Regions from separate parts of the Mus musculus genome. Here all the other regions are linked to region 2. Evidence: chromatin loops called from intact Hi-C (ENCODE). Cell type or tissue: heart. All regions are shown on one strand. Region 1 has its middle 60 kb from the start of Gm40031. Region 2 has its middle 3.2 kb from the start of Gm35532. Region 3 overlaps Gm35695 (predicted gene, 35695).

Evidence for each region. Peaks named below come from ENCODE experiments on the same cell type or tissue, not always from the same donor. Only the 100,000 strongest peaks of a DNase experiment are listed, where the experiment ranks them.
Region 1: a loop joins it to region 2, with 3 times the contacts of the local background. A loop is called at or near these places in 4 of 42 quality-filtered maps.
Region 3: it touches region 2 in a loop (10-fold over the local background); 10 of 42 quality-filtered maps call a loop at or near these places.

The regions. Positions count from the first base shown.
Region 1 is chr2:178,573,689-178,576,188 of GRCm38, reverse strand. No RefSeq gene overlaps it. Among named protein-coding and RNA genes, the nearest start is that of Gm40031, 60 kb to the left of the region's middle. In heart, a CTCF peak has its summit at 1,157 (motif pointing left); no DNase peak of the experiment used is centred here; H3K27me3 peaks cover 684 bases.
Region 2 is chr2:178,425,138-178,427,637 of GRCm38, reverse strand. No RefSeq gene overlaps it. Among named protein-coding and RNA genes, the nearest start is that of Gm35532, 3.2 kb to the left of the region's middle. In heart, a CTCF peak has its summit at 1,284 (motif pointing left); no DNase peak of the experiment used is centred here; H3K27ac peaks cover 373 bases.
Region 3 is chr2:178,664,056-178,666,555 of GRCm38, reverse strand. Gm35695 (predicted gene, 35695) reads right to left here. Exons shown (of 4, transcript NR_166157.1): 4 at 1,049-1,412. Among named protein-coding and RNA genes, the nearest start is that of Gm35695, 5.9 kb to the right of the region's middle. In heart, a CTCF peak has its summit at 1,355 (motif pointing right); no DNase peak of the experiment used is centred here; H3K27me3 peaks cover 738 bases.

The DNA of each region.
Region 1 (2,500 bases), 150 kb before region 2:
TGTCAGAGAGTGACTATGGAAATGGACATGACTGCTCGGGGGGTTAGAAGCCTTTAATGTGATTTTCCTGGCAAACATCAGCCACCTGAACACAAAAGAGTCTTAAGCTATGTTGGTTAAATAGCAGCACCTGGAGTCGTACTCAGTACAACAGCAGCAAGCGCAACAAGGGAGACGCCAGAGGGGGGTGTGTCAGAAGGACCTGTGACAGTGCCATACATATGGCATGGCTCCCTGCACTTTGTGTTCTGCGCTGAGTGGGAATGGTTGAGAGGGGTGACGCGGAGCTGGCTGTGCTGAGGGAGGACACCATGGTCACAGGATCTTCTCCCTCTCGCTCTCTTTTAGCAAGCATTCAGAGACAAGATGCCTCAGGTTTGATTGGCCAGAGACCAGGAAGCCTCTGAGCCATGTGCAGAGAGCTATGAGGTTGACACCATGCTCCCCCTGCCCCAGCCCTTGATGATTGCCTGGCAGCCTCAGCTCTAGTTTGGCAAGTTATATCCCTCAAGAGTAGGGGTGCCTGAGTACAAGACGGGAGTCCCTGTTGGCTGAGGAACCTGCAGAGAGTATTGCATAAGAAGTTCCCTAGTGGCAAGCGACGGCTGAGACATTTGAAATATGGGGCAGGCACGGGCAGAGAGGCTTAGAGCAACCTGGGTAAAATTGCTTTAATGCCGTGGAGCAGGGCTGTGGGGAGGAGCTCCCATTTCCATGTCAAACGGAAAAGCTCTCTTCATAGTTTGTATACAGGGCTCTTGCTTTGCCCTGCAATTTTGGTCACATAAGCTAGAAGGTATTTGGAAGTCTTTGCTTCATTTAATAACAAAACATAATATTATTTCTTGCTTACTTAACAGCCATCTTGTTATTTATTTCCATTAATTTTAATAACTGGAATAATAAAGAGTTATAGGTTCGTGTTAGATAAGGTTTTTTTCCCCTTTGTTAACTATCACTCCACTATTAAAATCGGCCTGTCCCCAATCTGTCATTAAGGACAGATTGTAAAATACAAGTTCCTATCACTTTGTGAGCCTCTGAGCTCTGCCACTCCACAATGCCCAGGTCTCTCAGACTCTCCTCTGCCAAGAACACCAGAGATAGATTTGAACAAAACATATTTTTAAGAGTGCATGCTGCCACCTGGTGGTGGTGTACCCAAATTTAATTCTTAGAGTTTAGATGGCAAGGCAATTCTTAGGAAATAGATTGGGGACAGTCATTTCATGGTTCGTATTCTTTATTTAGCTCCTTCTGTTCCAGACCAAGGGCACTCACGTTCTCTCTCTATCTGCTTGCCGCTGTACTCCTGGCTTCCAGGTGCTGTTACCCCATGGGGCAGTGGGTTCCTGTGGGCTCCTGTGGATTTTGCCCTCATCCCAGCTAACCCACAACACTGATCAGCAAACCCCGGCCTCACCTGGCTTACAATGCAGCACCCCCTTCTACCCCCATGTCCCAGTCCCAGTCACACATACCCACGGCAAACTGATCTGCTGAGCTCAGTACCAGAAGGAACAGCATTAAAGCAGGAGACAGCTGTTTGCTGGTGGGAAAGAGCGGCTTTCAATTATTTAATATGAAGCAACAAGGGGAGTGGCTCAGCCCCTGACAGGCTGACTAATTCGTAGGCTCTCAGGCAACACCAGGCCGGTGAAGTTACCGTCCTTTGATTGGTAACACGATGGCATCTTAATTTGTTTGTGTAATTACATTTTTTTAGGGCTACTATCAAATGTTAATGCTGTGTTAGGCAGAGGACGTAAAACGATTCGGATACACCAGACATGGTGTCACTGTGGGGGTGGGGGTGATTGCTGGGACTTTGTTGGAATGAGAACATCACTAGCGAGAGGCACACGTATGTGGCTTTCCTGAGGCCAGCTCGCTTCAGGTGACTGGTGTTGGTCTCAGATATCACATTCACTGTTGTTCCTGATGTTTAATTCATCAGTGTGCTCCAGGTCTGGCAGTAGGATGGGTGTGTGCATGGAAGCCAATTTCCTGCCAGTACATTATCACTCGTAGGAGGATTCCCTTTCCTTGGGAGGATTCTCTGTATCCTGGGAGGATTCCTTGTCTCCTGGAGGACTCTTTATCCCTAGGAAAACTCTTGCCCTGGGAGGACTCTCTTTCCTTAGGAGGAGTTCTCTATCCCATATGAGGAGCTCTCTACTCCCAAGCGCACTAAGATTGCCCTGTGCCACAACCCTTCCTCTAGGCTAGCCACCATGCCCATTAATACCCCTCTAAATGCTCTGGCTTCTAGGCCAGTGGACTCCTGGAGTAGCACCAGGCTGGGAACCAGGTGTCAGGTGTGTCCGCACCAGCCTGAAGCATCACTCTGACAGGGATATGTCCTGGTCTAAGATCTCCTGACCTGGCAGAGAGCCAGAACTCTCCGTCATACCTAGATACAAACAGGTTCCCAGGGAGATGCCTGCTCCAAGAGGCTTCCATTGACTAGGTTCTCGAGTACAGGGATACCCAAGAGGAC
Region 2 (2,500 bases):
GCTTCTAGATGATTTTCCCATATCAAGTTCTCAATAAAGACATCTTTCTTCTTTTTAAAAAGGTCTTGACACTTTAATGTGTATGGGTGTTTTGCCTGCATGCACACAAGTGCACCGTTATGCACACCATTCCCAGGGAAGCTGGAAGGGCCAGATCCCCTGCAAATGAAGTTACAGACAACTATGAGCCACTGTTGTGAGTCCTGAGATCCGAACCCAGAGCCAGTGCAACAGCAGCAACGCAACCTGTGCACTAGAAACGCAGGTTCTTCAGCTTGTGGGTGTCAAGGCTCTATCAAAATGTAGATGCCCCATTGCCTGGGGAGGTCCACAGCAAGAGCAGCATAAAACTCAAGGTGACCCTTAGGACTGTGACACTGTGCTGCTTTCTCTACAGATGCAGAAAGGTGTGGTCCTGTGGTCACCCAGTATAAAGGTCTAGGTATACGCATGCAAGAAAAGACAGGTGACAGGCAAAAACACAATAGCTTTGCCTTGACCAGGAGTCTTCAGAAGATGCCATGGCTCAGGGCAGTGTGTGTGTGTGTGTGTGTGTGTGTGTGTGTGTGTGTGTGTGTACTGTTTTGTGTAAGGAAGCCTGCACAGTCCTGCAGAAGTGCTCGTGTGACACCAGGGAGGGGCTCAGTCTTTGAGGTAAGGACAGGAGACAGTCTTCTCGGCCAGCTCTTGCACAGGAAGGCCATGGATGGAGAGAAAAGTACTCCTGGTTTCCAGTCGCTTTCCGGGTCTAGCTTTTATGGCTTACCTCAGAGAGAAGGAGTACAGAGATTAGGTCAGAAAGATCTCACTTCTGAACCCCTCTGTTCAGGGTGTCACTTCCTGAGCCCCATGAGTTTAAACATATCCAAGCTTCACAATTGAATTCGCAGCAGTCCATTTTAATATTCCACGTTTATTTAAAGCCTTGTTATCACTAAGTAAATATTACATCGATAAGTGTAGGTGTATTTATTGATGTTTTATCAAAGTGGGTTCTCTGTCAAGATTTTATAAATGATGATGTCATTTCACATCTGCTAGGCAGGGTGGGCCTTGTGATTACGGGACACCCGAGAATGCCCCACTGTTGTTAACCACACCTAGGAATGTATCTAATTTATCTAATCTCTGGTGGCAGAGGACAGTGAAGGACCTGCTTGTGTCGGAAGCCAAGCATTCTTCTGCTCCCCATTCTGTTTTGATTTTACTACAAAGGTTTGCTCCATTAGAAGACAATAACAGATTTCATCAGGGTCTCAAAAGGTTTGGTCACCACCTAGTGGAGGATGGAGGAGCAACTGCTAAAATAACTGCCATTCACGAACTTTTTTTTCTTTCTTTTTTTTTTTTTTTTTAGTTTTCTTCTTTGCTTTTTTTTTTTTTAAATTGGTTATTTTGTTTATTTGCATTTCAAATGTTGTCCCCCTTCCAGGTTTCCCCTCCGAAAATCTCCCAGTACACTGCCCCTCCCACCTTGCTTCTATGAGGGTGTACTCCACTCCTGCTCCACTGCCCTCTATGCTGGGGCATCAAACCTTCACAGGACCCATGGCTTCCCCTCCCATTGATTCTAGACAAGGCCATCCTCTGCTACGTATGCAGCTGGAGCCATGGATCCCTCTTTGGTTGTTGGTTTAGTCCCTGGGAGCTCTGGGAGGTCTGGTTGGTTGATACTGTTGTTCTTCCTATGGGGTTGCAAACCCCTTCAGCTCCTTCAGTCCTTCCCCTGACTCCTCCTTGGGGTTCCTGTACTCAGTCTGATGGTTGGCTGCAAGCATCCACATCTGTATTGGTCAGGCTCTAGCAGAGCATCACAGGAGACAGCTACATCAGGCTCCTGTCAGCAAGCACTTCTTGGCATCAAGAAGTGTCTGGGTTTGGTGGCTGCATATGGGATGGATTCCTGGGTGAGGAAGTCTCTGGATGGCCTTTCCTTCAGTCTCTGCTTAATAATTTTTCCCTGTATTTCCTTTAGACAGGAATAATTCTGGGTTAAAATTTTGTGATGAGTGGGTGGACCCCATCCCTCAACTGGGGGCTGTGTCTAACCTCTGGATATGGTCTCTACAGGCTCTCTCTCCTCTTTGTTGGGTATTTCAATTAATGTCATCCCTGTTGGGAGCCTCTTGTTTTTCTGGCATCTGGGACTTTCTGGTGGCTTCCCCTAGTCCCCCCCCCACCCCCTCCCAACAGCTACATGCACAATAGAAGCCTGGATTTTATACTTCCAATTTGGTTACTTTGGCTAATATCAGAGAACCATTTCTAACCCAGCACCACCATCACCACGATTTGGCGTCCTAAGAGGCTTCCCTGTCAGAAGTAACTTTAGGAAGATCTTTGGGAAGGCTTACGGCAGACCACGCCTCTACCCGGACTGCCCTCAAAAGCTGATTATCTTCTAGATGTGTGAGTTAAGGTGTGAGCTCATTGTACCACGGTGTTGCTAAAATTCCCTCCTGGAGGAGATGTGAACGGTATCTACTCTCCTCCAAAAGTC
Region 3 (2,500 bases), 240 kb before region 2:
CTCTGTGCAACCGTGCTCTTCCTACAGCCTGCCCCTGTCCAGCTAGCAAAAACAGAGGAATAAGGACCCATTGTGGCAAACCATAGAATACTTGGGGGACAGTCAGCCTTGAGTTCTGCACGTTCAAGATTCATTTGAGAGGATCTCACCAGTTGTCGGCTCCAGAGAAATCAAGAGCGGGTAGGGGTGTGTGGATTAGGATGGCATCGACCGAATCGGAGAAGTGATTATTTTAAGGATGAATCCAAGCCTGAGTGCTGAAGTTGACTCTCGGGGCCAAGGAACCTGGACAGGGGTGATATGGACCTGCCAGACAAGGAGGCCCAGGCTGGGAGCTGCTGCAGATCTCCAGTTGACTGCTGTCTGAGTGCGTGCATGTCAGTACTTCTGCAGATGTCCTGTTCTAGACCCCACGAAGTCCTGATTAGAGTGTAATTCAAACCTTATTCCTGAAAATGCTTGACTTTGGAATTATTTTCAATAGCATAGAATAATTTGACAGAATGATACCAAGATCTCTAGTGTACATTTTACTTTTTATTAGCCTTAACTCATGGTGACGGAGGCTTCATGAAAGGCATCAACTTTCTTGAGTCTATGCAGAGACTCTGCAAATACCATTCCCATTCCCCCAGATGCCTTAAGAGGCACAAAAGTCAGTGACAATCATGTCCCATCTCTCCTCTTGTTCTGTGCTGTTTACCACAATCACAAAACTCCTCCAAAGACAGAATCCCTCCAGAGGCCCCATATCCACCCCTGTTTCACAAGGATCTCACAAGTTGCCCATGGCTATGTGGTATGTGGTCAAGGATGTGGCAGGAGACAGAGACATTCAGCTACCTGGGTATACCTTCAGGGATACAACTCTGCACCAGGCTGGCCTGGTGACACCAAGTCCCAAGAGCTCCCTTACAGGACAGAGTAAGTACAAATATCCCCATGGCTGGCTCAGGTGGCTCAAAACTTCAGGATGGAGATGCATAGACCTTCACATATTATTAATGACACTGGTAATAGAAGATAAAAAATAGTAATTCAGACAGCCTTGAATTGCAATAATCATTATTATTACAATAGTGAGTTAGGAAATGTTTTTTTGTTAATAAACCAGTAAGTAAGGAATGGTTCCATTGCCCGGTGGGAACAGCTTGAGAGCAACCACTCAGCCCTGTATACTTAGGGCACTGATGGGGACAGATGACATCTTAAATCTTCCTCACCCTGCTAGCAGACAGCAGCGGTCCTTGGATGGAGTGGCCAGAGCTGAGAGGCTGACAGCAGGCTGGCAAGACCAGCTTCTGCGGTTTGGATGTGGAATCCCAACCCTGAGAGAGGTTCGTGTGCCTGAAGACTCTGTCTCCAGCAGGTGGCGCTGTTCAAGAGACTATGGAAACTTCAGATGGTGGAGCCTAGAAAGAGGAAGTGGGTCAGTGGAGGTGGGCCTTGACACTATTTAGACTGGTCCTGATTCCTATCTAGCCTCTGCTTCCTGACTACAATACAATACAATACAATACAATACAATACAATACAATACAATACAATACAATACAATACAATACAATACAGAAAGCTAGCATACACTTGGGCTGCGGTCTTCCCCACCTTGTTAGACTGTAAGCCAATACAGACCTGTCCCCCCTCCCTCCGCCCTTAATTTGCTTCTGAGGTGGGGAATGGAAAACACCAGACTGGGTCAGAATCAGGTTCTCAGACTGCTGGGAGAAACAAGTGTAGGCAAGAACTGTACCTGCACTGTTCCTGCTGACAGCACCTCAGCGCTCTCCCACAGCTTTCCAGTGCCCCTGCTGCTGCCCTAGGTTTTCCTGCCTATGGAGATGTGAATAGACATGTCTTTACCCCAGACTCGACACCAGAGTAAGGACTCCACCAACATCAACTTTAAGGGACCAATGAGTCTTTTGGCTTGCCTACACAGCATCAGTGGGTGTGGGGAACCCCAAAGCTGTATCCCAGTAAAGTCTCAACCCACCAAGGATGATGACATTCACAAAGGCTGAAGCCTAGAACCCCCCTTTCATCAGCTAGCTAACCTCGATCCTGTACACTCCAGCTCACCACAAGACCACCTCAGCTGGGGAAAGGGAAGGGGAACCATGCATGGAACACAGGCAGCTCGGGTGGCCCTCTCCTCTCTTCCTGTTTGGGCGTATCAATAAATATCTCCATTACTATTGCCATTACCATACACCTAGCTACCTCACCACTGCTCTGTTTAATTGGTTGCCATGGCTACAGAAACAAGGTAATCTCTATTCCATGATAGCAAGGAGGAGAACACATTTTCCTGAGTCTGTTGGGAGGAAGAAGGAGAGTCACCATCGCACAGCACACAAGTGAAGATACTAAGGCCCAGGGTTGTGGCCTCTAGATAGAATCAGACCTCCAAGACTCTAGGTTTCTGTATCTGTCCCAAATGACAGGGAATCTGAGCAGACATGAGATGGGTAAGTATGACTGGGGATCCTAGTGGACA